Regions from separate parts of the Homo sapiens genome. Here all the other regions are linked to region 1. Evidence: chromatin loops called from intact Hi-C (ENCODE). Cell type or tissue: A673. All regions are shown on one strand. Each heading gives the region's core, and the rest is flanking DNA. Links, peaks and the distances in the headings are about the cores only. Region 1 has its middle 170 kb from the start of LINC01192. Region 2 has its middle 220 kb from the start of MIR1263. Region 3 overlaps SLITRK3 (SLIT and NTRK like family member 3).

Evidence for each region. A loop is a pair of places that touch in the nucleus more often than their neighbours do. Peaks named below come from ENCODE experiments on the same cell type or tissue, not always from the same donor. Only the 100,000 strongest peaks of a DNase experiment are listed, where the experiment ranks them.
Region 2: a loop joins it to region 1, with 3 times the contacts of the local background. A loop is called at or near these places in 5 of 110 quality-filtered maps.
Region 3: it touches region 1 in a loop (9-fold over the local background); 3 of 110 quality-filtered maps call a loop at or near these places.

The regions. Positions count from the first base shown.
Region 1 is chr3:163,469,780-163,480,943 of GRCh38, forward strand. It overlaps the pseudogene RNU7-82P. Among named protein-coding and RNA genes, the nearest start is that of LINC01192, 170 kb to the left of the region's middle. In A673, for the core only: a CTCF peak has its summit at 6,590 (motif pointing right); DNase peaks (open chromatin) are centred at 5,262 and 6,592; H3K27ac peaks cover 3,999 bases.
Region 2 is chr3:163,947,497-163,958,660 of GRCh38, forward strand. No RefSeq gene overlaps it. Among named protein-coding and RNA genes, the nearest start is that of MIR1263, 220 kb to the right of the region's middle. In A673, for the core only: a CTCF peak has its summit at 4,116 (motif pointing left); no DNase peak of the experiment used is centred there.
Region 3 is chr3:165,180,790-165,191,953 of GRCh38, forward strand. SLITRK3 (SLIT and NTRK like family member 3) reads right to left here. Exons shown (of 2, transcript NM_001318810.2): 2 at 5,931-10,062. The coding sequence starts at 10,041. The coding sequence ends at 7,108. Among named protein-coding and RNA genes, the nearest start is that of SLITRK3, 10 kb to the right of the region's middle. In A673, for the core only: a CTCF peak has its summit at 5,139 (motif pointing left); a DNase peak (open chromatin) is centred at 5,092; H3K27ac peaks cover 508 bases.

The DNA.
Region 1 (11,164 bases), core at 3,865-8,864:
TGTGCTTTGCAACAGAAAAAAATTAAAAAAAGAAAGCTAGTCCAAATATGGGCTAGTCTGACGCTGATGCTATTGTGGAGCATTTTATATTAGGATTCAATGTGGCTAGTCATGCCAACCTTAATACATGCAAAGCTGTTATAAATCAGGAAGCCATCTAAACTCTAGGAAAGAAAAAAGTACACCTCAGCTATAGTTAAAATGTTCTTAGGATTCTGTTTGCATGTTTACCTCTCTAAATTTGAAAATGCTAGATAGTCTTTATTGGACCCATATATGAGCTGAACCACTCATCTGTGCATATAGCTCACAGCCTATATTTCTATATTCCAGAAATGGTTCCTGGTAGACATTTCTTCGGGGGTCTATAACGTTTGACCCTCAAAGAACATTTGGTTGTGTCTACCTTTTATTTTTTCTCCATGCGGGATTTTCTGGTGAAAACTGGAAAACCTACTAGACAAATTGTAAAAGAGCTATAACACTTGGGCTGTGTCTCTTTGATCAGTCTGCTTCTAGGGCACTTATTTCAAGACTTTGAAATAGAGGAATCTGGTGTATAGAATTGCTTGTGACTTTTGCACATTGGTTTTGTATCCTGAGACTTCGCTGAAGTTCCTTATCAGCTTACAAGATTTTGGGCTGAGACAATGGGGTTTTCTAAATATACAATCATGTCATCTGCAAACAGAGACAATTTGACTCCCTCTCTTCCTACTTGAATACACTTCATTTCTTTTTCTTGCCTGATTTCCCTGGCCAGAACTTCCAATACTGTGTTGAATAGGAGTGGTGAGAGAGGACATCCTTGTCTTGGGCTGCTTTTCAAAGGGAATGCTTCCAGCTTTTGCCCATTAAGTATAATATTGGCTATAAGTTTGTCATAAATAGCTCTTATTATTTTGAGATATGTTCCATCAATACCTAGTTTATTGAGAATTTTTAACATGAAGCAATGCTGAATTTTATCAAAGGTCTTTTTTGCATCTATTGAGATAATCATGATTTTTTTCTTTTTTTTTTTTTTGGAACACAACCATAACTTTTTGTTTATTGCTTACATATTTCTTTTTTTATTATACTTTAAGTTTTAGGGTACATGTGCACATTGTGCAGGTTAGTTACATATGTATACATGTGCCATGCTGGCGCGCTGCACCAACTCGTCATCTAGCATTAGGTATATCTCCCAATGCTATCCCTCCCCCCTCCCCCCACCCCACAACAGTCCCCAGAGTGTGATATTCCCCTTCCTGTGTCCATGTGATCTCATTGTTCAATTCCCACCTATGAGTGAGAATATGCGGTGTTTGGTTTTTTGTTCTTGCGATAGTTTACTGAGAATGATGATTTCCAATTTCATCCATGTCCCTAAAAAGGACACGAACTCATCATTTTTTATGGCTGCCTAGTATTCCATGGTGTATATGTGCCACATTTTCTTAATCCAGTCTATCATTGTTGGACATTTGGGTTGGTTCCAAGTCTTTGCTATTGTGAATAGTCCCACAATAAACATACGTGTGCATGTGTCTTTCCAGCAGCATGATTTATAGTCCTTTGGGTATATACCCAGTAATGGGATGGCTGGGTCAAATGGTATTTCTAGTTCTAGATCCCTGTGGAATCGCCACACTGACTTCCACAATGGTTGAACTAGTTTACAGTCCCACCAACAGTGTAAAAGTGTTCCTATTTCTCCACATCCTCTCCAGCACCTGTTGTTTCCTGACTTTTTAATGATTGCCATTCTAACTGGTGTGAGATGGTATCTCATTGTGGTTTTGATTTGCATTTCTCTGATGGCCAGTGATAATGAGCATTTTTTCATGTGTTTTTTGGCTGCATAAATGTCTTCTTTTGAGAAGTGTCTGTTCATGTCCTTCACCCACTTTTTGATGGGGTTGTTTGTTTTCTTCTTGTAAATTTGTTGGAGTTCATTGTAGATTCTGGATATTAGCCCTTTGTCAGATGAGTAGGTTGCGAAAGTTTTCTCCCATTCTGTAGGTTGCCTGTTCACTCTGATGGTAGTTTCTTTTGCTGTGCAGAAGCTCTTTAGTTTAATTAGATCCCATTTGTCAATTTTGTCTTTTGTTGCCATTGCTTTTGGTGTTTTAGACATGAAGTCCTTGCCCATGCCTATGTACTGAATGGTAATGCCTAGGTTTTCATGGTTTTAGGTCTAACATTTAAGTCTTTAATCCATCTTGAATTGATTTTTGTATAAGGTGTAAGGAAGGGATCCAGTTTCAGCTTTCTACATATGGCTAGCCAGTTTTCCCAGCACCAATGCCTTTCTTCACAGAATTGGAAAAAACTACTTTAAAGTTCATATGGAACCAAAAAAGAGCCCTCATCGCCAAGTCAATCCTAAGCCAAAAGAACAAAGCTGGAGGCATCACACTACCTGACTTCAAACTATGCTACAAGGCTACAGTAACCAAAACAGCATGGTACTGGTACCAAAACAGAGATATAGATCAATGGAACAGAACAGAGCCCTCAGAAATAACGCCGCATATCTACAACTATCTGATCTTTGACAAACCTGAGAAAAACAAGCAATGGGGAAAGGATTCCCTACTTAATCATGTGACTTTTTTCATTGCTTTTATTTATGTGATGGATTACGTTTATTGATTTGTATATGTTGAATATGCATCCTAAGGATGAAGCCAACTTGATCATGTTGGGTAAGCTTTTTTGATGTGCTGCTGGGTTCAGTTGGCCAGTATTTTATTGAGGATTTTTCCATCTATGTTCTTCAGGGATATTGGCCTGAATTTTTTTTTTTATATCTGCCAGGTTTTGCTATCAGGATGATACTGGCCTCATAAAATGAGTTAGTGAGGAGTGCCTCTTTTTCTTTGTTTGGAAGAGTTCCAGAAGGAATGGTGCCAGCTCCTCTTTGTACCTCTACTAGAATTTGGCTGTAAGTCCATCTGGTCCTGGGCTTTTTTTGGTTGGTAAGCTGTTACTTACTGCCTGAATTTCAGAACTTGTTATCGTTCTCTTCAGGGATTTGACTTCTTCCTGGTTTAGTCTTGGGAGGGATTATGTGTCCATGAATTTATCCATTTCTTCTAGATTTCCTAGTTCATTTGCATAGAGGTGTTTGGAGTATTCTCTGATGTTAGTTTGTATTTCTGTGGAATCAGTGGTGAAATCATGTCCTTTTTAGTGACATGGATGAAGCTGGAGGCCATGATTCCCAGCAAACAAACACAGAAACAGAAAATCAAACACTGCATGTTCTCACTCATAAGTAAGAGTTGAACAGTGAGAACACATGGACACAGAGAGGTGAACATCACTCACAAGGTCCTGTGGGAGGGTGGGAGGCAAGGGGAGGGAGAGCATTAGGACAAATACCTAATGCATGTGGGGCTGAAAACCTAGATGACGGGTTGATAGGTGTCGCAAACCACAATGGGACATGTATACCTATGTAACAAACCTGTACGTTCTGCACACGTATCTCAGAACTTAAAGTAAATTTAAAATAAATAAATGAATAGAGGGATCTGACCTCTAATCTTTTCCTCCTTGGCTTGCTGAGATTGCAGGAATGCTATGGCTTGTCATTCAGAGGCTTTTTGCTTGATTGTTTAGACCCTGAACTTGTGCAGCTTAAGAGTTGTATATGTGTGTGAGGTGGGATAGTCTGGTTGTTAGGCTGAGTTTTCCATGTCTTTCCTCTCATCAAGATCTTGCCCTTCATGCTACACTTTTGTATTTCAGCCGCAAAAGAACACTTGTATGTCCACTGGTTTCACTGTACCTAGCAGAGTCCCTGTGTCTAGGAAATGTTCAGATTCTAAGCCTTAAATGACTTAAGTCCAGATCCACAAATACACTTGTGGAAAAAATGTTACTTCAGAATGTCATTTCTGCTGTCTTCCATAATCCCCTCACCAGAAAGATGGCCCCTCCTGTCTTGGAGACGTCAATATTTCTCTGATGTTTTTACATAGATGTTCTTAATGCAGCTTTTCTAGTTTTTTTTTTTTTCTTCTGGGGCACACAATCTACTTCATTCTGTTTTACAGTCGATATCCCAACATATTTTTTTCTAAAAAAATATAGATTAATATACAGAAAATTTGATAACAGATGCAAACATCTCAGTGGTTTTATAATGTTTTCTACCAGAAAGTGGCACATAACCAATGTCTGTTGTTGCCTTTGACTGCAGAGTGAGAGTGGTAATCTGTTCCTGTTTGCCTAGGACATGTGAGGTTCTCAGGATGCTGGACTTTCAGTGGTACAGCAAAAAATGTTCTTGGAATATTAAGATGAGTTGATCCACCTAAAATGAAAATCTACTAATGCATTCATTTTTAACGTGAGAAACACACAAGAACTCCAAATATAATAGTTCTTATTGTTTCTACTTTACACCAATGTCATGTGCCGGAGCAACAAAATGATATTCCAAAATTCTTATAACTGTTATTAAAACCTTACATTCAAACTCATAAAAGATTCAATCTCACTACTTGCTTCTTTTCTTGGAGAACATTACAAATACTATTTTGAAATAAATCTTTATGTGCTTTCTAAATTTTGTTTTGCTGTCTGATTCTATTAATTTCATAATCATGTATGATCTTCTGCAGCATATGGAAAGACCCTGAATTTTCATCCCAGATCCTCTGATAATTAGTTACATGACTTGATCAATTCTTAAAAACTCTGTTTTTAATCAGTAATGCATGAGTTATATTTGTTTCTTATATATTAAATGAGTTAATATCTGTAAAATACTTAAAACAATGGCAGTTGTATTAATGCTATATAAATATTAAATAAATGAAAACAAATGCATCTACTATTTTAAATTTTGACAACATATTTTCCTTCATAAGCTGCAGGCATAGTTATTTCTCCTATTTGAATTCAAATTGTTTGTTTTTTATAAGAAATTTCATGTAGCCATACTCTGTAACAAGTTTCGGTTGTTACAATGTGTCATGTGTTTGTATTAAACTAGTTTTGCCCAGGTTATTCAAAGAATCACACAGGGATCATTCAAAATTCCACTTGAATGTGTATGTATTTATAGGCTCCTTGAGGGCACCATCATTCATGATCATGAGTTTTACTAGTACATTTATGCTGACATCCTCTAAGTCTACTTTTCAGTATCTGCTGACCCAGTGCTGACTCTCCCTTTGCACCATTGTCTTTATGACATTTCAGTGTGGAATAGATGTCACCTGCAGTAACTCTCCTAATATGAGCATCCAGATTTGCTGCTTGCAGGCATTTTCTAGTACACTAGTCTGATCTTTTCCACGATGCAGGTTTGTTACAGCAATATGAAATTCTGGCTTGCTCTCTTTCTACTTATCTATAGAAATATTGCTAAAGTAAGTATATTTTTCATTTATTGATGTAACATTTACAGTCAAGTTTTAAGATGAATAGTTCAGTGTTCATTGCAGATTAAAATTTACATGCTTGCAGAATAATCTTATAATTAAAAAATTCTTAAAAATTATATTTTCAATATTATGAAGGCAAATTTTTAAAAAAGCAAGCATACTTTAATTATACTAAGGAAGATACTCAACATGTAATCACCAACTATTACTGTTTGTTTACTAAGTAATTATTTAAAAAATCAAATACATAAATAGTAAATAAAATTAATGACAGTTGTTCATATATTTTCTATGTAATATAATTGTTAAACTCACACAAATTAGTTTTCTCTAAAAAATTTCAAATGTGCTATTCTACCAAGAAAATTCATTCAACTCATATATTTTCTGACTTAATATAGTAAAAGCTGACATAGGCCATTTATACATGCCATTTTATTCTGAGATTCAATGCATGTTTATAAGTTATTCTTCTATCAATATGCTTCATTAATTTCAACAACCAATAAATGGAAAATTGAAAATTATTTTGAATATAACTATTATCAAGGGTCTGAAATATATGAAAGAAAAAACATTGCTGTCAATTATTAATCTGTTCATAAAACATATGAACAACAAAAAAATAAACTTTGTTGTCTTGGTCTTTTAAAATCACAGTACTGTAAAGGTATCTTCAAAAAAATCATCTTTTGCTACGATTTTCATGTGCTGGTATTAAATTAACAAAAATAAATATCTTAGGGAAATTAATATTTTATTTGAAAAATAAATATCACCAGCCTCTCATAAATATTTGCAATTATTAAAATCTAGACTTAGATGTCAAACTGAAAATTTGAACACAAAAGCTGGAAGTCTGTATTTATAAGTTACCAATATTTTTACAAATTTAATAATATATTTAATTGAAAGAATACTTACCTACTTAGAAATGGGTGACTGCATGGATGCATAAATGTAAATACAATATTCAAAATACATTGTTTGTAAATAGAATGAAATAACTTCAATGTCCTTAAGTCAGGAAAAAGTATTAATATATATGTTATGCCTTCCACTTTGTTTCATTCCTTCATTAGTGTTGCCTTACTATGTTTCTGCATAAACTGATGTCTTCGGTTAATAAGCTGTACTAAGATTCTTTAAATTTAACAGGAGAAATACGTCATGTCCACAGGTCATATTTTTACCAGCAGATGGCTCCCCTGGTGTTTTCCCCTACTAAGGATTCTTACAGGTTGAAATGCCAAATCAAACAATACCAAATGTAAATATGTATTCTCTACTTCATGCCAAGATTAATATACATTTTCACTTCCATCTAAGATACTTTTACAAGCTTCTTGAAATGCATTGAAAAGCTAACACAATTACAAGCACATTTCAAGTATTAATAAAAACATACTTTACAATTTTCTGTTTTTTTCACCAATGGAAGAAGACAGACTGCAGTTTCCATGCCTGTATCTACAGAGAACTTCAGAAAACATTTTTAAAGTACTAAGTCACAAAAATTAAAACCTGAACAGAAACGCACTATTGATTTATTAAAATTTATTATTTTAAAAGACATTCTATTTAAAATACAAACATGCAAACATAAATTTTCAATAGTATTCTATGTGTTATTAATGTAGTTCAATTTTAATAGCCTTTGATCTATGCCTTTCCAGGAACTAAATGGAGTAATGGTAGATTGCTTGGTTCCAATATAGTGTTAGCAAAAAGAGTCAAGAGGGAAAAAAAAAGGAAAGTCCTACCCCTCCGAAGATAAAAAGCTAATCAGCTATAAAAGAGACCGTCAATAAAATATTTTATTTGATCTTGGTTGAGATGCGGTGCTTTTTAAGAACTAAGTGTATTTTCAAGTTGTCCATTCCTCAAAGATATGACAATTGCTTCAGACTTAGCCATGCATAATCTCATAAATTCCATTTCATTGTGACATGTAGTAAACCCATTAGTTTATTTATACCATATATTTTTACAGTTTTAAAAATAAATGTACTTACACTCTCTTTAGTCACATAATAATCATTAATATTAGAAATTGAAAAAATAGATTTCATATAATATAGCAAATTTCAGGGCATTTTTAATTCTTACACAGTAAAAAAAGTTACATACTTTGAACAGACTGTCTTAAAATATTTTCTTAAAATCATTAGACAAGTTTAGATCTTTGTTTAAATCATGTATTTTTCATTATCTTTCAAAATGAAAGTATGATTGCTATTCCAAATAAATTCAAATATGCATTTATAAGAGGAATTATAGATTTTTCACTGTAAATTTTATTTTATTTTCTGTTGTTAGTAATTAAATTTTTTCTTTTATAAAAAATAGCATTGTGAAGATACTTTACTAGATATGTTAAGATAAGATTTTTTTTTTTTTTTGGCTTCCAAGTGTTGTATTTCACTAAATGATTATTTTCTTAAATGGTAGTTTTTTTTTTGACAGTCAAAATTCTTCTCTGCTAAAAATAATTGTGGATTGAATAAAAATAGTGGACATGAAATGTAATTTATTTAAAAAACATTGATTTAATTAACAAAATTTAAAATATAAGTTACATTCTAAAAGGTGAAAGTCAATTAAGAATATTCATAATTGTGCTTATAAATATGCATAGAGAGCTAAGAGGCAGCTAATTTATAATGCTAAGACCTGAGTTATCAAAAACAGCACACACAGTGTCACTTACATTTATTTCATAAATCCAGAAGAGATGTTCAATTTCTTTTAAAAATTAATTATTTCATGCATATTTTATCTAAGCAAATGCAGAGCTCTGTTTTCTTGTTTTTAAATTTATGCTTAGACTGCACAGTATTATATATACTTATTCTGAAATTATAGTTACTACTTGTTTCCAATATTTTTTTCAACAATTCTCTGAACTAGAAACTTAAGGAAGAAATGCTATATTTATCTGTATCTCTGTATCTAGCTATATCTATAGCTATCTATATATCATCTATAACTCCTTATTTTATGTATTTTCACTTATTTATCTTTTATTGGTTTCTAATTTCTATTTTATTTTGGTTTGTTTTTTGAGATTGATGCACAATCATTAATTTTCAACATTATATTTACTATGTGAATCAAATACTGTGTATTTCCATTTTAGTACTTCTGCAGCTGTAATTTCCAGGATTTGATATGTTTCATAATTCTTTTCCTAAAATACGTACGATGTATTTGGTGATGTTTTTAGAGTTTTGAAATATTTTTATTACTGATTTTCTATTGAATTACACTGTTCTAGGAAAATATTCTGAAATGAAAAAGCATAGATTAGGAATGCTGCAGCTAGAGCACAGGGGGCAATAAAAGCTCTACTTCCGAAGGAAGGAAAGAAGCACTTGTGAGGGCCACACTCGTGATACATAGGCCCACTGAAGGACTAAGAAGTAATCAGACGACTATAGAAACACTCCTGTCCTCCCACACCTAACCAATAAACCAAGTCTCCAGTATAATAATGGATTATAACTCAGACTTTTTGTTTGTTTGTTTGTTTTAGACGGAGTTTTGCTCTTGTAGCCCAGGCTGGAGTCCAATGGTGCGATCTTGGCTCACTGCAACCGCCGCCTCCCAGGTTCAAGCGATTCTTCCGTCTCAGCCTTCCGAGTAGCTGGGATTACAGGTGCACGTCACCACGCCCAGCACATTTTTGTATATTTTTAGTAGAGACAGGATTTCACCATTGTTGGCCAGGCTAGTCTAGAACTCCTTTAGAGCTCTTCTCCTTAAGGGAGAAGATTTATTATTCTCGAGGATAATAAATCGAGGAGGAAGATTTACTATCCTTGAAGGGGTCTGTTTTGGAAGCTGCCATGCCCTCAGCCCCTAAATAAAAATATAAAACCTAAATATAAAAGGTGCCATGCCCTCAGCCCCTAAATATAAATATAAGGATCCAATTTTTTGGATCCACTATAAGGATCCAAAGGTCAGTTCTAGAACTCGTGAGGTCTCCTTTTTTTGGATCCAATATAAGGATCCAATTATTTTCTTCTGCATGTAAATACCCAATTTTTAAATGCCATTTATTTAAGAGATTGCCCATTTCTCATTGTGTGTTCTTGAAATTTCTGTCAAAAATCAATTGACTGTAAATGGGCAGGTTTATGGGCTTTCTATCCTGTTCCATAAGTCAACGTGTCTGTTTTTATGCTAACGCCATGTTGTTTTGATGCAATTACTTTATACTTTGAAGTCAAGTAGAGTGATGCTGCCAATTTTATTCTTTTTGCTAAGGATTATTTTGGCTACTTGGCATCTTTTGAGGTTCAATGTGAATTAAAAGTTTGTGTTCTCCATTTCTGTGAAAAATGATACTGGGATTTTTATAGAGATTACAATGAATCTGTAAATCACTTTGGGTAGTATGAACATTTTCACAGTATTAATTCTGGAAATTAATGAACACTAAATAGCTTTCCATTTATTTGGATTTTTAACTCAAGCAAGGAAACAACCTAATTATTTTCAACTCAAGCAAGGAAACAACCCAATTAAAAATGGGCAAAGGACAGATTTTTTTTTTTTTTTTTTTTTTTTTGAGACGGAGTCTCGCTCTGCTCAGGCTGGAGTGCAATGGTGTGATCTCGGCTCACTGCAACATCCCCTCCGGGGATCAAGGGATTCTTCTGCCTCAGCCTCCTGAGTAGCTGGGATTACAGGCGCCCGCCACCATGCCCAGCTAATTTTTGTACTTTCAGTAGAGACAGGGTTTCACCATGTTGGTCAGGCTGATCTCAAACTCCTGACCTCATGATCTGCCTACCTTGGCCTCTCAACATGCTGGGATTAAAGGTGTGAGCCACCATGCCCGGCTCAGACATTTCTTAAAAGAAGACATACAGACATACAGACGGCCAATATGTACAGGAAAAAATGCTTACCATCACTACTTATTAGGGAAATGCAAATTAAAACCAAAATGAAATATCACTTCCCACCCATTAGAATGGATTTTATCGAAAAGATGAAAGATGAGTGTTGGCAATGATGCAGAGAAGGGAATTCTTGCATATTGTTGGTGAGAATATAAATTAGCACAGCCATTATGAAAAATGGTATGGAGATTCCTGAAAAAAACTAAAAATAGAACTAATACATGATCCAGCCATCCCATTTCTGGGTATATATCCAAAGGAATTGAAATTAATATGTTGAAGGGATATCTGCACTCTCTTGTTCATTGCAGTATTATTTACAATAGTCAAGATATGGAATTAACTTAAATGTCTATCAATGGATGAAAGGATAAGCTGTCTCTTTCTCTCACTCTCTTTCTCTCTCTCTCTCTCACACACACACACAAAAACAAACACACAGACACACTGTGAAATGCTACTCAGCCTTAAAAAAAGAAGAAAATCCTTTCATTTGTGACAACATGGATGAGTCTGTAGGACATTATGCCAAGTGAAATAAGACTGGCACAGAAAAATAAATGCTGTATAATCTCACTTATATATGAAATCTAAAAAGTAGAGAGCACAGTGATGTTTAACAGAGGCTGTAGGAGTGAGGAGGAAGGCAATGGGAAGTTCTTGATCAAAGGGGACATGACAAACAGGCTTTGAGATATATTTCACAGCAGAGTGACTACAGTAAAAAACAATGTATTGCATATTTCAAAATAACTGAGTAATTTCAAATCTTTCACCATAAAAGTGATAGGTGAGATGATGGCTATGTTAATTAACCTGATATAATAATTTCCCATAGTATACATATATCATAACTTCACATTG
Region 2 (11,164 bases), core at 2,094-7,093, 480 kb after region 1:
ACAATAATCAACACACAAGTGGTTGCCAGTGGTTTGGGGGAAAGGGGCACATTGAAAAGTAGCACACAGGAGCTGTTTTAGAGCAATGGTATTATTCTCTATGAAACCTTAATGGTAGATATATGCCACTAAGTATTTTTTGAAGCCCATAAAATTGTAAAGCAGTAAGAGTAAATTTTAATGTATGAATTTATTTTTTAAATGAAGCAGCCAAAAGATTCAGAATGGAATTCAGAATTTTGAAAGTAATCTGTTTTACAAATGTATGAAATGAGCTCACTGAAGAGGTTTGGAAGAAAAGATGCCCTGAACCAAGTAACTTTTGCAATGAATGTAGTCTTTACAGACTAAAGGAGAAAGAAAATCCACACAAGAGCTGCATTCTACTTAATGAAAATGAAATTGTTTCCCATAGGTTATGGACTAACAATTTAAGACACTGCTATTTACGTATATTTGCATAGAACAATTAAATCGATGATGGATGTTGGCAGTGATGTTTTTCACTGTTGAAGTGGGAAGTTACAGACAAGAAAGAGGGAAGCATAGAATTATCCAAGCAGTTCTGTATCACCGTTGGAAACATCAGTATGAATTCATGTTTAGCTTAATATAGAGGCAAATAAATACCTATATCAATATTTACTGGTATGCATAATATATCAGTTAGTATGCACAGTATATTTCCTTTCTCTCTCTGCTAAAGTAATCGGTGTTTTTTTTTAAGACTAAGTTAATGAATATGCAGTCTGAACTTGGATCATCTTGAAGTGCCAGAATGTAAGGAACCACTCAAAACCAAGCAAACAGAACCACAAACAAGTGAAGAGGATACGTCAAAAGAACACAAGAGCCAATTTAAAGAGTTCCCAATGGCCAAAGTTGGAACAATTGGAGCAACAAAATGAAGTAGGAGTAGATTATAATCCAAAGCATGGCATAAATACCCATGAGTCCACAGTTATATAAAATAATGATTGAACATGTAAATAAAAGGGCAGAACATACAAATCTCTTGTGAAGAGGAATTCCAAATACTGTATTGTCACTACCCTGCCCTCTGTGAGATGGAGTATAACTCTCCACTCTTTAAATATGAGCTTCACATAGTGAATTCTTTCTAATTACTACAGTATGAAAAGGGGGAAAACAGTAAATGCATAGTGGAGAAATCTAACAAACACTGTGTCAGCCGGGTGATCAAGATTAACTGCAATATTGTAAATCATATTGATAATATTGATTCTTGACACAAGGTGATGAAAATCTCACTTTTGGTCTATGGTTTTCCAAAAACCCATGACCTTAGTCTAATCATGAGAAAACATCAGACGACTCCCAAATGAGGGATGTGCTAACAAATAACTGATTAATATTTTTCAAAATTGTCAACGTTATCAAAACTAAGGAAAGTCTGGGAATTTGTCACATCCAAGAACAGCTTAAGTAGACGTGACAACTAAATGAGCTGTGGTATTCTATGGGAAATCTGGAACAGAAAAAGGACATTTAATAAAACAAAATAAATCTGAAGAAAGTATGGCCCTTGGTTAATATTAATGTTTCATTATTGGTTCATTGATTGTGACAAATGCATGATACTAATATAAGATGTTAACATTAGGCAAAACTCAGTATGGGGTATATAAGAACAAGCTAATGTCTTCAAAATTTTTCTGTAATTTTAAAAGTATTCTAAAACTGAAAGTTTATTTCAAAAATAGATTCACCATCATTCACACACATAAAGCCTAGAATTATGAAATTTAAGCACTAAAAAAAGTTTTTCAGCCTCTTTAAACATAAAAAGTAGCTCTATTAAAGCAAAGGGAATTATAGTGCCTTACTCAAAAAATTACTTTGAGAATCAAATAATGTGTCTTAATGTCAATTCTTATTAATAGTGATAGTCTCAATGCCTAAAACAAGTTTGTTTATCAATGAAATAAAGCAATCACAACATTCCCTTATTCTCTTTTTCACTCTAGCACACACAGTAATCCATTTAACCATCTTTACCTTTCACTGAGTTAAAAAATCAATCAATCAAAGATTAGCTGGCTCAGGCAAAGAAACAGGGGCTTCAAAATGATGGAATAGATTCTTTTGAAAAGTTGCATTTCTATGTTGGGATGCAGAAAGTGAAAAGTGGGAATGTGTATTTAATTAGCTACATAATATAGTCCATGTTCAGAGACTGGTATAGAGTCAGTACAAATAAATGTTAGTAATCAATGATGCTTTATCCAATGAATTTTTATTAAGTATGTTTCATTGTTTGCTTTAAATAATACATGAGCTTAATATATCCTGTAAATCTACTTATTAAGTGTGCACTATGCATTTGACTAAGCTATGAAAATTAATTAAAATTTAAATATACAACAATACATATACACATGAATATATATTCTTGATTTGGAACTCAAAAACAATGAATGAAAAAGAATGTATGCAAATGAAAATAACATAAAACAATAAAAGGTTGAAAAATGGGTTAATCCATCAAGAGCTCATCACAAGAAACTGTATTCAATGTATTTGTAACTATGTTACAGCAACAAGGTCAAGGAGTAGCTATGAACCAAATGAGAAGATTCAGATTGTTAAAGGTGGAATTCTAAGAGGAAAGAGTTAGGCAAGAAAGTTGCTGAAGTTCTGTAGGACTTGCTTTTGCTATACAGGGAACAATATAATTTTGAGAACGAGACTAAAATAAGAAAAAAGTAGGCACAGTGATTGCTGGGTTTAATGTGTTTAAACAACAGGCGGCTAGGTTATGAGGAACAGATGAATAGGAGATCATAATTAGTTATTGTTATATTGAATATTAAAGTTTTGTGTGTTCAACTATTTTGTCTGATGGCAAGATCCAGTATATACCTATTGTCATACATAATTGAATATGAAGAATAATATGGTTGAAGCCAAGTCAGTGGATGTGGTTTTTTTTAATACCCAAGATGAGTATCTGTGTACTTGTTTACCTGGAACAACCTGGTGTATACTTGATGTCCTGACATAATTATCAGTAACACTTTTGTGTACTCTTGAAGTTTACTAATTTGAATACAAATGATATGATCATCTCCTCACTTTGGGTCAGTAGCAAATCACCATAACAATTTGGAAATAGCCAGGAATTCTTAAGAAAATAGAACAAAGGAGAGAAGTGGAAAATTGTAAGTTGATATTTTGAACAGGAGCTGAATGAAAACTTTTGCATGAAGGAGACAGAGTAACAGGGTGGAAGCCATCCAAACTTACCTCCTATTTTTTCTTAGCAGAGCTCTTTTTGGACAAGTCTGGTTTATTCTGTTATTGCAGTCCATGCCCTGTACTTTATCATGAACTTTATTCATACTATGCCCCTAAATGAAATAATTTTTCTCTTCTCCTTCTTCAAAACAATTTCTTTAACCATTCAAAGCTTAGCTCCAAAATGACCTCAATAAAATACCTTGAAGAAATAGGAATAAACAGTCATCCAAATTCTTTAAGAAGGTTGCAGAATTTAATTTTTGTTGATCTTGTCCTGCAGAATACATACCAAGTCCCGGTGAATTTTTGATAGTCTCCAGTGACTGTTGAAAACTACAAAAATAGCCTAGTGAGAAATATTTGATGCTCGTACTTATAATCAAATATAAATATCAGTTCAGCTCAGGATTGAAGTATGTTTAATCTCTCCATACATACTAAGCTTTTATCTTTTAATAAAGAGACGGTAACTACATATGCTATATGAGTTTGTAGCTACATTTCTATAGAAACTATTAGCCTAATAAAGTTTATTGTATGACCTATTTTGTATGTTCATACACACAGAAATACTAGTGGCTAGGTTAATGCCTACATGCTGAGAAGATATTCCTCAAGGAAGCATAATACAAGTGAAGAAGTATACATGTTCCCTTTTTGTTTGTAGTGTTGGATATTGTTTTGTTCGGTTTTGTTTGTTCTGGGGTTAGGCAAGCTCCCTTTCTGTACTGCAAAGTTATAAAATTTATCTTTAAAGACTTTATCTTATTTATTTTTAATATCACATAATAGTTGCCTACAGTTGATAAGGTTCGGGAAGTATCACCTGCTAATGCCCTCTGCTGGTAGAACCTTATGAAAGATATTTCTGCATTTGAGAATAGTTGTTCAGTACTGTAATTCATTACTAAAAATCCCTTAACATTATGAGCAACAAAAACAATTTCTCATATTTATATTAACTATCTTTAAAAATGGTCTATACTTATATAAAGGCAGTCTTATTTCTTTGAAAAAAATTTTAAAGGACATGAACATCATATGATTCTTTCTCTTAAGAAGTTCTGTTCATTATATTAATGATTCATGGATGACTTCTTTAAGAGAAATAATTTCACTTGCTTACAGTATATTTTCTATTTTTATTGCAAATAGATATACTTTTGACAAAAGTTGTAAGTAAATAACTAGCCTTTTTTCAAAAAATTAAAATACATGGCTGGACTAAATTATAAGAAGATATTATCTTTTAATCATAATAATATCTCCTTAGCTGACAATTCTATTATTACTTTTAGATGATGTATCAATTGAAACCCAAATATTATGTGTATTTGCTTTTTAAGAGACTCATTAAAATTGCACAAATTTGATGAGTGACTAGAGAGTTTTGAAGTGAACTAAATGACGTGTTAGAATTTTAAAATAAACCAAGGTTAGTGTTAAAAATTTACCAACACAAATTTCTTTCATAGCAATAATATTTCTAGTACCTATTCTGATACTTTAAATAAACAACACAATCTTCTAAAAACTTTTATTATGCATTACTTATACGCATAATATGATATAAAATTTAATCATTAAAACACTCTATATGAACTTCTTTTAATAAGTTTCAGTTAAACAAATTCTAACAACAATTTACCTTTATTCTCTTCTCTGTTTCATTCCAATTCTTTATTTTTATAAATACAAGTCATGATGTACATACATGTGTTTGTGTGTGTATACTTTTTGACTACATAGATGGTTTAAAAACCTCTGATATAATTGTCATGGGATCCTTGGGGTGTTGCCTCACCATCAGGAAACCTCTGTGGCTAGTGGTGTCTTCTGCCTAAGTATTGCTTGCACCTGCTGGACTCATTCTGCTCACTCAGCCCAGAAGGCTATCCTTGGCTCCTGTTAATGGCCAGGATCCCAGACCTGCCAAGGGCAAGCCAGTTGCAGAGCAGCTAGAGGTGTGTAGGCAAGTGAGTGCAGGTTCTGGCCACTGCACACAGCCAGGCACTCTGGCTGTTGCAGAGGGGCAAGGAGCCCTGGGAGCTGGCACCTGTGCCAGCTGGACCAGATGCACGTGGCTGCTGCTTTGGGCAACTGCTGCTTTGGGCAACTGCGTCTGGACAAGGCGAATGCAGTGTCACGCAGAAGCTTGGAGATGCCAAAGAAGGTGTCACAGCCCTCATGCAGGGAACCACTAGGTCTGGGCTCCCAGAAGAGCTGCAGTTCTGCTCTCTTTCTTGTTTCCCGCAACATGGCGAGTAGTGGTAGGGGGAGGATTTCAGCCCTGTTTGTGTTACAGCTATTCTAGTCCTGCCATTCAGCATGTCACGAGTTCTTTTCCCATGTCCGGGAAGAATGAGTGGACAACTGAAGGGTGAGCAAGGTAAAGACGAGCTTCCTTGAACAACAGAACAGTTCTCGGGAGACCCACAGTTGGTAGCTCCTATCTGCAGGCAAGTCATCCTGTCTGAGTGTACAGCTCTCAGCAAAGAGGAAACCCCCAGTGGGTAGATCCTCTCCGCAGGAAGGTTATCCCTATGTCTACTCAAGTCTAACTGAGTCTGGCGTTTCTATGGGCTTCAGAAGGGAGGAAGTACATGCTGATTGGTCCATGGGTGGCCATGGGTGGGCCTTGAAAAAGCACCGTAAGTTATCACTCCAGAACTGGCAGCCTAGTCCCCAGGCCTCAGACCATCTTTGACCTGAAGGTGTGGTTTCACTGGGGACCCTCCCCATTTTGCCTGAGAGCCTATCTGCCTCTTGTCACCATCCATGGTGCCCAGGCTGCTCATGGCAAGAGGCACCTGTAGGCCCACGCTGAGCCACCCTCAGCCCCCACCCCAGCCTCCCTCCTATGCTGGTCCACGCCCAAAGTCTGGGAGGGGCCGAGGTGACAGGTGGCTGGCATGTCAGCTCTGCCTTGAGATGTGCACACCTGGCCGGGTTGTGACTGTGCCTGGGCTCAGCTTTAACTTTGCTCTGAAATCCGTGCTGGGGGTGGGGAGAGGCCAGGCAGCGGAAGCAGGCACTTCCAAGCCTGCAGTGCAGGGAGGCTTCCCGCCCCTGAAAGTGCAGAGATGCCTGGGTCTGCAGGGGCAGCTGAGTGGCAGCAGCTGTGCCTTGGAGGGCAGGGATCCCACCCGTCCAAGTTGGAAGGGGACGGAGTTCTCACCTGTTCCTGGCTCTTGTCGGATCCACGGAGAATGCAGCCCTGGCTGTGCCTGCCACACTGCAGTCAGCATGGCAGCAGCTGGTCCAGACCTCCGCTGCTGCCATCATAATCACCGGCATCAGCACTATTCACAGTAGCAAAGACATGGAATAAAGCTACATGTCCATCAATGATAGATTGGATAAAGAAAATGTACTTATGCACCATGGAATACTATGCAGCCATTAAAAATTAGATCATATATTTTGCAGGAACGTGGATGGGGCTGGAGGTCATTATCCTTAACAAACTAACACAGTAACAGAAAACCAAATACTGCATGTTCTCACTTATAGGTGAGAGCTAAATGATGAGAATACATGGACACATAGAGGGGAACAACACACACTGGTTTATTGGAAGATGGAGGATAGGAGGAGAGAGAGGAACAGGAAAAATAACTAATCGTTATTAGGCTTAATACCTGGGTGCTGAAAAAGTCTGAACAAGAAACCCCCATTTGTTACATTTTTCTGTGTAACAAACTTGCACATGTACCCCTGAATTTAAAATAAAAGTTAAAAAAAAAATCTGGCATCCTATTAGCCTCACTTTTTCCCTCAGTACAAATTCCTTCAATATAAGAACTGTTTGAGTTTTAGCTTCTCAATATTGTATCATAATTATCACAACTTTTTTCGTAATTAATTGTAAGTTTATAAACTTATTATTAGTTAACATAATTTGGCTCTTCACCAAATTGTTAGTAATGCCAAGATTCCAGATTTAATCTTTTTAATTCTGACATTTTGATAGCCTGGCTTTAGGATGGGAATTGGGGAGACCTATACCAGATGTTATTCCCAAGGAAACTACTGGAAATTGTAAACTTTAGCAAGATAAGCAAGATGTATTTTGGAGAGATGATGTGAAGACTGAAAAAATAAGGCCTCTCTTAAAGGGCTAGTAGTATATTTTCCTATTCACGTGTGATATCAACGAATTGCATATAGTTAATTGCATTGTTTAGAATATTGCGAAAAAATGCTTTAAAATTAATTTTTCCTATAGAGTTACAAAATAATATTTGAGTCACCTATTTTTAGCTAGTAAACATAAAATTTCAAATCAGTTTAGTCTTTAAATATTACACTTGAATGATAACAGACCTATAACTTACAGCTATTTATTTTCACTCAAATCATTCCAGAAAGTATTTAATATTATTGAATAGCTCCATAACTTTAAATGACAGTAAAATAATACAGGTAAGTAGTTACAAGCGCATGGTAGACATTTCAGTCAGCCAAGCTTGAGATTTAATCTCATTTCAGCCATGTTGTGAGTGTGTGTTGTTGGCCAGGGTTCCCGATCAATCAGTATATTTTTGCACTGCATCAAATGGGTACATAATTGTGTTCTAGAGGAATTACCTTAGTGATTATATGAAATAACAATAATCCCTTAGAGCAATTCTGGTACCTAGTAAACACTCCATTAAAGATATTCATTCCATGTTTCTTTCCATGCAAGCTAATTTTTTATTGAATGCCAGACATTTTAAATTTTATGTCACTGGGATTTAATGAAAAAAAATTTTTTGAAATGTGTCTCAGGATTCAGTTAAATTACTCAGAAACAGTTTTATTCTTTTGATGCTTGATTTTATGCTTTGGTAGCCAAGTCCAGAATAACTTTTAATCTAGAATTTATTCAGCCATACGAAGGACTCTACTTGATAATCCACGTGTCATTAGAATGTTCCACTCTGGTTGTTCAGATGACCCACTTCCAGCCCTATGTGATCTCCAGTAATTGTTCTGCTTGTTCCTTTCCAGTGGTCTTTCCTTGGTCATGAGATTCCTCATGAGTATGTGCCAATCCACATTCAGAAGGAGATGTAATTTATCTGCAGACCTCTGGAGCTCTCTCTCTCTTTCCTGTCTAAAATTCTGTTTTGTGAATTCTAGCCAAGTTGGCCTTCCCGAACTCTATACTCTGTCTCCTCATCTTATGAAGATTAGCATGCTCCAGTTTGGGCAACCTGTCTTGCACTACAGCCTAAAAATTTTATACAAGAATTGGGCCAGAACAATCTTAGGTATCGTGTTATTTATTTTCTTTATTTCACTGGCCTAAGAGTCACGTTGACTAATGAAAGGAAAATAAAAGGGGCTTCTTAAACTTGGTAGTTTTTTAGTTGTTAAAGATGGGAGGTAAGTCTAGTTCCAGTTATAATATCATGGCTAAAACCATGTTAATATAATGATTTCTTAAAAACACTTTATTTTCTTTGAGATATATATTGGCTTTACTTCCTATTCTTTCAATCTCATTACCCACAAATCTCTATTTCTATTGTTAAAGGTTTTGCACATCCTTCTGAAACAATTCTGTATAAAAATAAATAAAAAGAGAAAAGACTTTGAATAGGGCAATGTATCATGCAATACTAATTTTATAATATTTTTATTACTTTCAGGTGTTACCTTTGTTAATTCTTCCTTTCTTCAGGATAAGGTGTTTCTTCTGAGGCTTTCTCCCTGGATTCTTGAACTGAATGCTTTTTCAAAAATTATTTTCCATATTTTTTAGCTTTTGACTAAATGCATTCAAGGATTCACCTTTCTGGCCTTTAGAGGAATAACTTTATTGCTCTTCTTACATTTATTTTATTCTATCTCCTGATTCAATTCTCTTTTAAGTTTCATGGCACTGTCAGTAAAACCTCCCATTTCCATTTTTCTTTCTTATTAGACACTCCATCTTAACGTCCTCTTTTTATGGCTGGAAAGTTTAGCTGTTTAAGAGTATAGTTACATATCAGTGGAACTATATTTATTTCAGGTTTCCAATGGTTATAAGTGGCATAATCTTAGGTCTCCCGGGCATGTATGTAAGGTTATAATGCCTCAAGTACATTTCAGTCTCTCTTCTTCTGTAAAGACTGAGTTTATTAAGTTAGTGGGAGATAAATATAGTTCTTCAAAATAAATATTTTAGAAGAATCACACAATATAGTCTGTATGAAAAATCCTTAAAGAAAAATTATAACTTTGTGCCTGCTTTAAAAAATAAAAACATTGCCCTGATTATATTAAAAGCTTCTATCCTGTAATTATATTATGTTTTAAATACACATTACCATCTGATTCATCCTGGATTCTCAATTATTTTTCTTCTGAGTCCCCAAATAGAATCTATTTTATCTCAATAGAAGTACAGATGTGTTTCCATTTCTCAAAAAGGTTTTTCTCTTCATTTTAATGAGGCTTGGAAAAAAATAAATTCAGGTGGTCAATCAGCTCTATTAATTCATAAATTTCAGAATCTTGAAAAATACCTGTAGGGGGTGTTCTGTACCACAGAAATTCCCATTCAATATCAAGACACATTCTCTCAGCTGCTGGAAGAGTGGATTATGTCTCATTTCAGAAATTTCCCTCTGCTAAACAAAGCTGCCTTACCCTAGGTTCTACCCTCTCTCTCAGGTATCTCTCTTTAATCTAATGACTGGTGCAATTGCACAGCACCTTTGCCTTGACACATGCCAATTCTGAAGGGCCTGAGAACTCCAGAGTTCTCTGTTGCATCTGTTTAAGCTTTTGCTACAATTTTATTGCAGTCCAACTTCTCCCTTTGCAAATCCTGCTTCCCCACTTACTCACAAGGGTGGTTGCGAAGCTTGTTACAAACTTTGTTCACGCAAAATTCCATCTTAGTGTCTGTTTCCTTTAAATCCTAACCTAAGACAAAATACCTGATCAATTTTTATGCTAAATATATTTTGCACAAATTTTCTGACTTACAATCCTCATATTTATTAGTACATATTTATCAGTATTTTTGCCCACTCTTCCACTCTTGTTGCAAAGTTTTAAAATGTGGTATATCTTTAATTTTAATATTAATGTGTTCAGAAACCTGAGTTTTATGTTTGATCTCTTTTCTTTTTTCAAACAATTTAATAGATTAATTATTCCCCTTCTCAATTATCCTAATTTCACATATTCCTTTTATCTTAAAAAATGCTCCTCTATCTTTCATTATCTTTTAGCTATCCCTATCTCATTAACTCCCCTCACAAACTTTGCAAAAAGTGGTTTATACTAAAGTAATTTACACTCACTTTCCCAGAAATCTAATTTTTACACAAACCTATGATTAAAATTCCCACTCCATTAACAAGTAACTTTTTCATAAAACAGATCACATTAAGTATGTATTTTGTTTAATTCCCCTAGTTCTCACTCCCCTTTTCTGGGAACCTCTTTCCTTCCTTGATTTTTATTAAAACCCTTTTTTATCTGGACACTTTATCTCAATTTTTTAACCCTTTGTATCTATTTCCATTTCATAAATACTGGCATTTCTCAAGCATCAACCATGTTTCTCTTCCCTTCCCATCTATACAATTTTTAAATAACTGACTGTAGCCTCTATGCTGATGACAGTCAAATCTATACAATTTGTCTGGATCTCACACCTCGGTTTCAGACCCAAATTTCCAATTTAAATTTACCACCTCCAATTTGATAATCATGAACATCTCACAGTTAACTTGCCAAGAAAACAGTTTCTGCTTTTTCTCTCAAAAGTGAACATTTTATTTTATTGTTTCCTACAGTAAAGGACTTCAATATTTGCATAATTATTCAAACAAGATCATTGTAAAGTATCGTTTCTCTCTTTTCTAATCAATCATCAAAGCAAATCAAGAACTTAATTAACTATTCAGCTTGACTC
Region 3 (11,164 bases), core at 2,826-7,825, 1.7 Mb after region 1:
AGGTGAATACAAAAACCTAGTTCAAACTTTCTCCATTAAGCCTTTATCAAACGGTTTTCAGAAAGAGGACATTTTCATTTTACCCCCATATTTCCATTGTCCTTTTTGTTGAAGATTTCCTAAAGAAAAAGTGAAAAATTCATGGGCCTGGTTATTCCACAGACAGATTTCATACTTATACTTGGAGTTAACATTTTTCTCTATCTACTTTTAAAATTGCCAGCTAAAAAAGTAAAACAACAAATGAAGGGTCAGTTAGGAAACAGAGGAACAGATTTCAATTTTGAATTCAAATTTGGTTAAGCAGAGAACGTATAGGGGAAAAAAAAATTGCAATTGGATTTAATACACATGAAAGATTGAATTTAGATAAACCTTAAGGTTTTCTATTTAAAAAAAATTACAGGATCTGTTAATACTTTACATCTTTGATGGGCTTGTTTTTACCATAAAGTTTGTTACCACATACCGAAAAGAAAAGTATTTTAAGATAAATTGTTTTACCAGAATTCTGAAGGAAAAAAAAAAACACCCCTTAGAATTCTTTGTGGCCACATAACATCTGAATAGTCAAAAGTTTACACTGTAAATAAAAGGAGGAACAATATGTGGATTCTAGTAGCTTTAATGAAGGCAATATTTTGGATGCCACAGCAAAGATAAAGAGCATTTCAGAAGAGGAAAGGCAAGGTTTTGAGATTTTCAAGATGAGTTTCATATTTTTAAAACACTTAACTGATTTTGTCAATGTCCACATGTAGTTATAGTTTTACTATAGGTTCTGACATTTTTCATCAGACTTATGAATGATATCATAATCAGGGGATATAAGTTGAATTATCTTCTCAGCCTAGGTACAAAACTAAGTGACTTGGGCATTTTGTTACTGGGTGTAAGAATTGTCATCAATCTCTGATCTTGCTTTGACACCTGATTTGAGCTCAATGCATATGCCCTTAGTCATAAGAATATCTTGGCACTGAGTCAGAAACAGAAGTAGAAGCAGGGATGTCAGCAACAGTGAAAGCAATAAGTTCTGCAGGAAGAACAGAACTTCTTTCCATCTCTCCACACAATCAGGTGATATCTTTCTTTCAACATCTTTTTTTTCAGAGCTAACTTTGACATGCCCAGGTTTAGGGAAGTTATGCTCTCGTTTCAAAGCTACCAAAAATGATTATGCAGTGTTTCATCATTCAAAAAGACTCTAAACCTACAGGTTCTTAACAAAATGTATCAGAAATACAACAGCTCTGTCTTCACATATAACACATTGTAATATGGGTAATAGAATACCTTTCATTTTCAAGAGAACAATCTCCCACTTATTGTAATTGACTCAAAATAAAGTATTCATGTTTGTTTTTATCTAAGTCAATGGCATATTCTTCTTGATACAATTTGTTTGGTTTTGATACAGTTTAATACATTGCAAACTCATCAATCCATTGTACTTCTTATTGGTAAGTAGATAGACTAAATATACTAAAGAACCTTTTTTTTTTTTTTTTGAGACGGAGTCTGACTCTGTCCCCCAGGCTGGAGTGCAGTGGCGCAATCTCGGCTCACTGCAAGCTCCGCCTCCTGGGTTCACACCATTCTCCTCAGCCTCCCAAGTAGCTGGGACTACAGGCACCGGCCACCACGCCCGGCTAATTTTTTGTATTTTTAGTAGAGACGGGATTTCACCGTGTTAGCCAGGATGGTCTCGATCTCCTGAGCTCGTGATCCTCCCGCCTCGGCCTCCCAAAGTGCTGAGATTACAGGCGTTGAGCCACCACACTTGGCCAAGAAACATTTAATTAGGCATGCTGAGCCTTTCTGTTACTGGGTGGTGAAGAAGAAAGGCTTCTTTTTACTAACATTCATTGGGTTTTAAAGTTTAATGGTACTGTAGGAGTTGGTTTGGGTCGAACTGTAAATTTATTATGATGCCTTTGGGCTGTATATCTTTGAAATCCACCACAAGAATTATTTTCTATTAGAATTTTTTAATGTAAAAAATCATCTGTGTGAGTGCAATAGAAAAAAATACAATTTCTCAAGAATTTGTATTATCAGGAGTAAAAATTACCAAAATAAAAGAAGATGGCCATAGCATGTTGCCTCTTCACAACTACTAACCCCTGGTATACACTTGATTTCTCCATATAAAAATTATGTCTCTTCAATTCAGATTCCCTATAAGCAAACTAAAGATGGTAATATTTGTTTATTATTATTACTACTATTATCAAACATTTTAATTTAAGGATGATGTTTTAAAAGTAAAATGGGATGTTGGATGTCTTAAACTGGATCTTACTTCTCTTATATTTCACCTTTAAGATCTCACTTTTCCTACAGACCTAGATAAATTTAAAAGGTCTTGTCTAATTAATGAAGTTATTAAATTGTTTTTACCTGTAAAATTTATTCTATAAATAGAAAAATGGAAAAATAAGTACTTGCTTTTTATTAGACTTATGTTGCATACTTATATGAAGAAATTAGTTCCTATACTCTGAAGACTTCTGAAGACTTAAAATAAATCACAATCTCACTGAGATGTATTCCCTATGATTTAAATAACAAAATGAAACAAATTGGAAGATAAAATAACTTATAAATTCAGAAATATTAATTACAGTGTTACTTTTTACATGTGAATATTCCGAAAGTGAAGACTCAAAATTTCATCCAGCTTCTCTTGGATGGTGGCTAGACAGAAGCAAGAAAAATAAATGCATAAAACAGAAATTGTTATACATGTAATAAAAAATGTGTAATTTACATATAAGTAAAATTCAGCATATATAAACTATATACATGTATATACAATGTATATACATATATAATAGTACTATATACACACACACACACACACACACACACAATGGCCCAATTATACATGTGTTATTGCTCCTATTACTTTTAAAAGGCCTATAGTATATTAAACAGAACATAGTATATTGAAGTGAATACGGTGATTTTAGTGATACTTATTTGTGTTCTGTTCACCTGAATATTCAGTGGAAAATTTTGAGCTAAGTGTAAGTTATAAATGTCTAAGTTCAAATGAAACTAGCTCAAATCACTTAAGATGGAGTGTCCATTGATTACCACTTCCTCTCACATTATCTTGACTTGTTATAGTCGTATTTCTCAAATTTTGTGTAGCATTTCATTAATGCTCCCTTTGTCATAGCCATTTCACAAAAGCGTAACATTTATTGTCCTAGACAACATAATTGCAAAAGGACAGGACTGTACGAATGATGAATTTACACTGAGTGAATCAAAATAATGTGTTGCGATGGTTAAAGTTCTTTTGTTCTATAATTGCATTATAAATTTTCATAATCCTAAACATATTCTTTTCAAATATCAAGGGTTTAAAGTAATAGTGCCAGGTTTCAAAAGAAATCTTCAAGCTCAGTCATTAAATTTTCCTTTCGATTCCCTCTCTCTAAAGTTTATTAAAATTATAGTGTTCATCATCCTTATATTTAAGTATTTGCAATTACATAAAATAATATAGCATTCTAAATAAAAATATAAAAACATCTACATAAATAATACCACATATGATGTATAACATGATGTTAAAACTTATTGAATTAAACTAATAGTTCATTTCCAATTATTTCTCACTAATCATCTTATAGTTTGAGATATTACAATATTTTTATTATTTCTAAATATTATTACTATACTTGGTAATAAAAATAGCAATGAATAATAGCAAGTAACTGCCAGAACTGGGTCTGCTTTAGTCAAGTTAGTCCTCACAATGAAGTGAATTAGTAATCTAACTTTTTCTTAAAAATAAATATTTTACTACAGCAAAAACATAAAACATATTATAATCATAGTACCTACATGAATATCCATCGTGTTTAATGAAATCAGATCTAGTATTATAAACTGAAGCTAACTTAGGTAATTTGAATGCACAGCAAAAATAAATGTCCTAACCAGGGGGTGGAAAATTCCATAAAAGCAAAAAACTATTCCCTTAAATACAAAATTCCATTCTCATATAAATTTATTTTTGCTAAATAAATAAATTTATTTCTCATTCAAGGGTGAAAGTACCACCTATATTTAAGACCAAACAGTCTTTCTGTATTTAATAAGTGAAATATAAACATTATAATTATCAAGTTATATTGTGATTTGATATTGTTTATGGGCACTCATTTTTCAAACGTTGAAAGCACCAGGGTCTTTTGAGATTGTACTTTAGCCTGATTTGTATAAAATGCTGTGTTATGAATATGTGCGTGGTCATTAAGGAAATGAGGACTACTATCTGAAGCATCTAGCTTTGCACTTTTAAGTTTTTACTATGCATATGCTTTCTATTATTCCCCAAACCATTTGATTAGGAGGAATGGAAGTATGATAAATTGCTAGTTCAGAGAGACTCTGTAATTTGGGTTTTAAAACACTTAAAGTGTAATATTGGTTTTATGTACCTTAAAAAAAAGAGACAGATGATTAGAAAGAATAAAGGAGGTGGGATAACCAGAAGAAAGGTGATTTGTGGGAAAGTAAAAAAAGAAAACAAGAAAGAAAAGAAGAAGATAAAACAAAAAAGAAGAATGACACTTATCTAATAATTGGCCTGACTCTTCTGCATAAGAGCTTCATTTCAATATTACACAGACAGATAAAGTGAATGATGTTCATGGGCTTTTTCCTTTTAAAATAATTCCAAATTATATTCAAATAATTGAGCATAAAAGTTATAGATACATGTCAAGAGCCCCAAAACTGCAATTTTATATGTATATACTTGTCTTTTTTATTTTTATGCATACCTATGCTGATATTTCTATATAATTAATTAAGAGGAATATAAATATATTCTTGTAGACATTCATGGGGCTTTTCATTTTGTTACTACAATGCCTTCGTGCTATTGTAGTCACACACCTTCAGAAGCTGCTAGACTCATTCTCTTTTTGTGGAAAAAATTGTGATGTAAGGCTTCAGTGACTTGTGATGAATTACATTCAACACCTAATGATAATTCCTGCTATGGGCACTTTGAGGAAACCCTAGCAGAGAGCACTGACCTCGCTGCACAGTTCTGCGGGTCCTGGGTCTGTGGATCTCTGGAACTCTGCTGCCCTCTAATGGCCTACTTAGATAAGTGCCTGCCTCATAGGTCTGTTTTCTTAAGTTTCCTCCACCAATTTGATACCGGCACCATAAAAATCCAATATTCTTTGGTTTCGCTCACATATAAATGGATCTAAACTTGGTTTGTTGTCAGGTTAATTTTTCAACATAATTTTAATGTCATATGACGAAAAACTCATTCAGCATCCTCTGACTTAGTTCAAGCGTTATTGGGGCCAGTTGCTGTAAGTGGTTGGAAAATGGTAACCAAATATAAGTGACAGCTTTCACAGGATTCTGGCCATCTAAATTGGCTCCACGGCCTTTGATATTTATTGGGTTGTGTGGGTGTGTGTGGAAGCGTGTGGGTGTGTGAGGGTGTGCATGTAATTGGACTACATATTTTAAAAACAATAGCAATTTTACTTTCCAATTTCTTTATCTCATTTATTATCTTAAGATGTATGGATCCTAGATTATCTTCTCCTAATTAATCCTGTACTTCTTAGCGATCTAGTTACTTTATTTTCTCCCCCTTGCATCTTGCCTGGGAAACAGTGCATCACTGGTTACTAAGACTGAAATTCATAATTCAAGGAAAAAAAAGTAAACCGTAAGTCACATTTTAAGTCTCAATTGTATCCTGGTTTGGACTAGAGATGGTGGGATATAAGATTTATCAACATCACAGTGCATCAAACCCGTTAATAAATTACTTTCTGTGTAACAAGTAAAAGAAATCATTTCTAAAATGGAAGCACGAAAGGCATGGCATAGCTGGAGTTTAAGGTTCAAGCTTTGTATCCTCTATATATAATGTATTATGTTTTTCAAAAACTTTTTATTAGGAAAGCTATACCAGAGGCATAATCACTATACAATGATTAAACATTACCTTTACAATTTATAATCACTGAAATTACAGAATAAATATATGCACATTTCTTTTGAATCTTTGTGTGTGAGAGAGAAAACATTAAAAGTGCTTCCTACAAAGCTGTTAGTGATATATACCCAGTTGCTTTTTTTAATATTATATATATATATAAGAAAGTGCAGATGTTCTCCAAAAAATCTTGGCATCAGGATGAAGTGTCACAAAGAGGGTGCTCATCCCTAGGCGTGTGTCTTCGGCTGTTAAACCACCAGGCCTCTACTTCAGTAGAATCCAGCCTAGAATGTGACTTTTCCCAGGGTGGTAGGAGAGATGCTGTGAGCTGTACACTAGCAGTGAAGGGTGGTAGAACTATGGAGAGGAGAAAAATGGATCAAACCCGAACTAAGCAGATTGAGTTGAATGGAAATGGTATGGAGTGTGTGTGTGTGTGTGTGTGTGTGTGTGTGTGTGTGTGTGTACCTGCACCAGCAGGAAGAAACTGCAGGTTTAGGGACCATGGTCTGCAGATGGATATGTGTATGAGAGACAAGATAGTGAGTGAGAACATTCGAGCAAGACCCGCCCCCTCCCTCCCCATCTTGCAGTTTCCAGGCATGCAGCAAACTGCATTGTTAATACATGTACAGAATCTGTGCCATGATGATAAGAAAGAAAGCCACAAATGACAAATGTCAACTTGTTTCCCCCCCTTTAAATCAAAACTACAACTATAAAAAAAATAGTTACTGAAAATAAAAAGACACATTGAATTTTACTTAATTAGGATCCATACAATGATCCCCAGTATATCTTATACATGGCACAGTCAAAGTCTCAAGTTTCAGTATAAAAAAATAATGATAACATTTGCTGGCAAAAGTCTGCGAAGGCACTTTCATTGATTAATGATCTGAGTATGGCCCTTCCTCCAAATCGCATCTGAGAGGGGAGAGCATACATCTGTATTCTCTAGTTATCATGCGGTTTTAGTTTTGTTCAGGGTAGGAAAGATCGTGAGGATGGAGTTACTGGGACAAGTGTAAAGGGAGCAAGGGATATATTTCTTTTATTTTCCTTTTCTTTTGAAAAAAAAAAAGCACTAATATATTTTCTTCTCTCTGTTAGAACCTGTATGTTGTCTTCTCCAGGACTTCGAGGTAATCCGGCTTGGTTTGAAGTTTGGCCCTTAACTCGAGGTAATCACTTTTTTGGGTTTGGTGGTCTGTGAAGCCCTTTCCAGCCGAGAAGAGAAGGGTTTCTTTGAGCCTGGCATCCTGCTGTAAGTCTGGGTATTGCATGCCAGGAGGGTGCACGTGCAGTTCCTTTAATTTGGGCACTGTTCCATAGAGACAGTCCACAAATCCCACTGTGCAGGGGGCAGGCTGTGGCCTCTCTCGATCTAGTAGCATACTGCCACTACCACAGCCTCCCCCAGGAGGAAACAGCACCACCCCACCATTTTTCTCATGGTGGCGGAACCCTGCCAAGTCTCCCCCAGTTCCCCCAACTACTCCTGAAACCCCACCAACTGCTGGGTGGTGAGGGTGATGGTGATTCACCGTCACTATGGTGTTAAGCTGGGAGCTGGACACTGCTAGGGCCCACTCCTTCTCTTTTTCCAGCAAGGTCCGGTAGTTACTATGGTTCTCCTTGGGTGTCTCAGCAAACTGCTCACTTCCTAGGAGAGCCTCACCCATTCCCGGTGGTTGTGTCCCTGGACCCCCACGTTCTGCACTCCCTGCTTCTTGGGCTGATGAAACAGCCACCTCCTCCTCCTCACGAGGCTTGTAGATGGGGTTGTTGCACATTTGGGTAACCGGGTGGGGGATGTACTCATACACATGACCCACGGGAGGGGCCTTCTCTGGAGAGGAAAGAGTTGGTCGACCACCACCCCCACTTCCGCCACCACCACCTCCACCATCCTCAAACAGCCTGTGGCATTGCATTTGGATGCCAGTAAGGTCCACACCTTCCTGCCGCTTGCTTCTGAAGGGCAGCTTCTTTCGACGCCTTCGGAGCACGTAGGCAAAGAGGCCTGCAGCAACAAAGACTGCTGAGAAAAACAGAACCAGCAGGCTGAGAATTAACACAGAAAGTGGCACAGGGCCCCCAGGAGGAGAAAACTCATAAGGTGATGCACTGGTTGGTGCCCCAATAAGGTGAGAATCTCCAGGCTGGGCTGGGGATTCTCCAGCTGGTGCAACGTGCAGCATCTCTGGGCAAAGAACTTCCAGCTCAATAGTGCGCACATCACGGTGCGTGAGGTTCTCAGGGCTCCTGCAAAGCACATCACCAACCACACTGACTGAGCTGATGGTTTCGATCCACTGTTTAAAGGGGACCAGGTCACAGGTGCAGTCCCAAGGATTCTCATTGAGGTCTATCTGGACAATGGCATTCAAGTGTTCCAGGACACCAGCCACGGGAAGATAGAGGAAGTAGTTCTTCCTCAGGTTGAGCCGGGCCAGGGATGTGCCAGCAAAGGCGTCTGTTGGCAGAGTCCTCAGTAAGTTATTATTGAGGAATAGCAGCTTCAAGTTGGGCATGAGGCTGAAGGCTGCAGGCTGGATTTCCCGGATGACATTGAACTCAAAGTACAAGTAGTGCAAACTCTGTAGGCCTCGGAACATGCCTGGTGTCAGCTTCTCTATATCGTTGCCATTAAGGAAGAGGCTCTTTAAGTTGGGCAAGTTGATAAAGGCCCCATCTTGGACATAGGAAATACGATTGTTCCCCAGATGCAAGAGATCCAAGGAAGAAAAATTCCAAAAATCAGAACGGTATATTTTCTGAATCAGATTGCTACTCAGATACAGTTTCTTGGCATTCAAGGGCCTTGGAAGAAGTTCAGAAATGTTATTAAATCCTCGCTCTTTGCAGTTGACAGTCAAGCCAAGGTCATTGATGTGCAAATTACAGGTACACCCAGTGGGGCATATAATGGGGATTGGTGGTCTGGTCTGATAAGGAGCAATGGGAGGCTGGTTTGGACCAGGATATAAAGCTTGGGAGGTGGAGGGTGGCCTTGGTGTTCGAGGCTGTTTGGTGGGCTTAGGCTGTTTATTTGAGGACTTGTATTCGACAGAAGAAGCAGTAAAATGAACAGAGGATAGCATTGAGGAAGGCTTAGTTGGCCATGCATTCTCCTTACTTGATGACGAATGTGGAATTCCCAAACTAGCCTCTACCTCAGAGTCAGACAACAAGGGACAGAGTTCTGTCTTCCTGATTTCTCGTAGGTCCTTTCCATGGAAGTGGAAAGGGGTCTCACAGGTAATGTCTCCCACCAGGGCAGTATAAGGAATGCGTTCCAGCCAACTCTTCAGTTGTACAATTTCACATGTACAGTTCCAAGGGTTTTCTTCCAGCTGGAGCTCCATCAGGCTTCTGCCAATGTGATCTAGCATTCCTCGGTAAAAAAGAACCTTTAACCTATTTCCACGTAGGTCCAAATGGGTTAAAGAGACAGCCTTAAATAAATTGGTTGGAAGCATGGGGATGAGATTATCATTTAAAATCAGAACCCTCAATTTACTTAGGTTCCGAAATGCCCCACTCTCAATACGTTTAATGACATTGTAATCTGCCTGCAGATATTCTAGACTTTCCAAGCCAAGGAAGGTGTCATTTCTGAAGACATCTAGTTTGTTTTCATGTAGATATAGTCTCTTTAAAATCTTAAGACCATTGAAAGCTCCAGTCTGAATGTCCTGCAATGCATTGTTCCCAAGATTAATAGACACAGCATTATTCAAATGAAGAAAACTGTTGGTATATAATTTCCTCATAGAATTCCTCTGCAGATACAGTTTAAAAGGTCTTGACCAGAACTCGGTAATCTGACTAATATTTGTAAATCCTTTACTGTCACAATGTATATGAAAGAGGCTTTCTTTAACTTCACAGTAGCATGGATCAAAACAGGGCTCATCTATTTCCTCTGAGTCCTCTATTAGGGGAATCGGGGTAGTCCATCCTAGAGCAATTGTGCTTAGAAGAATTATCCACAACATCCTTCCTCTGTGAAGCATCTCAGCTATGGAAGGTTTCATCGTTCGTGGTTGATTACAAAACTGCAACAGAAATAAAAATGCAGATTTTTAGCTTTTAGTCATATGTACTATTTTAATTGACTCCTACATGTGGGGCATTTTAAGAGCTATATAAAAACTTCAGCAATTGTTGAAGTGACACTCAAGATGAGCTAGCAACATACTTAATGTTTAGAGTGTGTCCTATATTTTAAACTTAGGAGACTCTGAAATATTGAACCATGCAGTGACATTTTCCTGAACCAAGCCATACTTGGTAAACGGCATATTGCATGAACAAAAGCAGCCTGCATTGCCTCTGTATAACAAACAACAGAACTGGTATATCGTACTTCCTTTTAGGCATAGGCAGATTCAGTAATAATGGCAATAATGTGGCCATCACACCTGTTTGCCTGTTAAAACTCATGTTGACATCAAAGATACTCATAATAAATCTGATTGGAACTCTGATGGGAAAAATATGTTCTTTGAGTTATAGGTTTTGATGATTAAAAAGACATGATATACTCCAAAATTATTATATTGATTAGTGTGATAAAGTATGAGCCTATTGCTCAATATCAGATGTTGAGATGTGTAAAATGATCAGCATCTCAGGAAAACTTAAGATTTATTTTTATGAAATGATCATAACATGCTTTATTACAGTGTATAGTCAGTATGTACACTATATGTCCACATCTTCTTGCCCAATAATACATTATTGTCATCTTCTTTAATTTAATAAATAATTTGTATATATTTGTATCATTTGACTATTTAAAACATGTAGGAGTGATTAGCCCTTCTAAAAAACATGCCCGTGCAATTGTCAGAGCTAAAGATAGGGACAGCTAGAGGATGCTGAGTCTGAAAGTGTCTGAATTAAAACATTTGCAAAACTTAGTTTGGAATGTGTATCTGCGCCTTCAAGATCAACTGAGGAACCCTGTAAAAAGCTGGAAGAGCAGGTGGCTGGTTAGAGGGGAGGTGGGTAGTTAAAGTCAAGAGAGAGTGGAAACCTCTATTCTTACCTGCTGATAAATGATCTATCACACGAAATAAATTTCAAAAAAGATATCATTCTTTTCCAATCAGAAGAAACAAATGCAGTGCACTATTCTGATAACAGTCTTTCTCT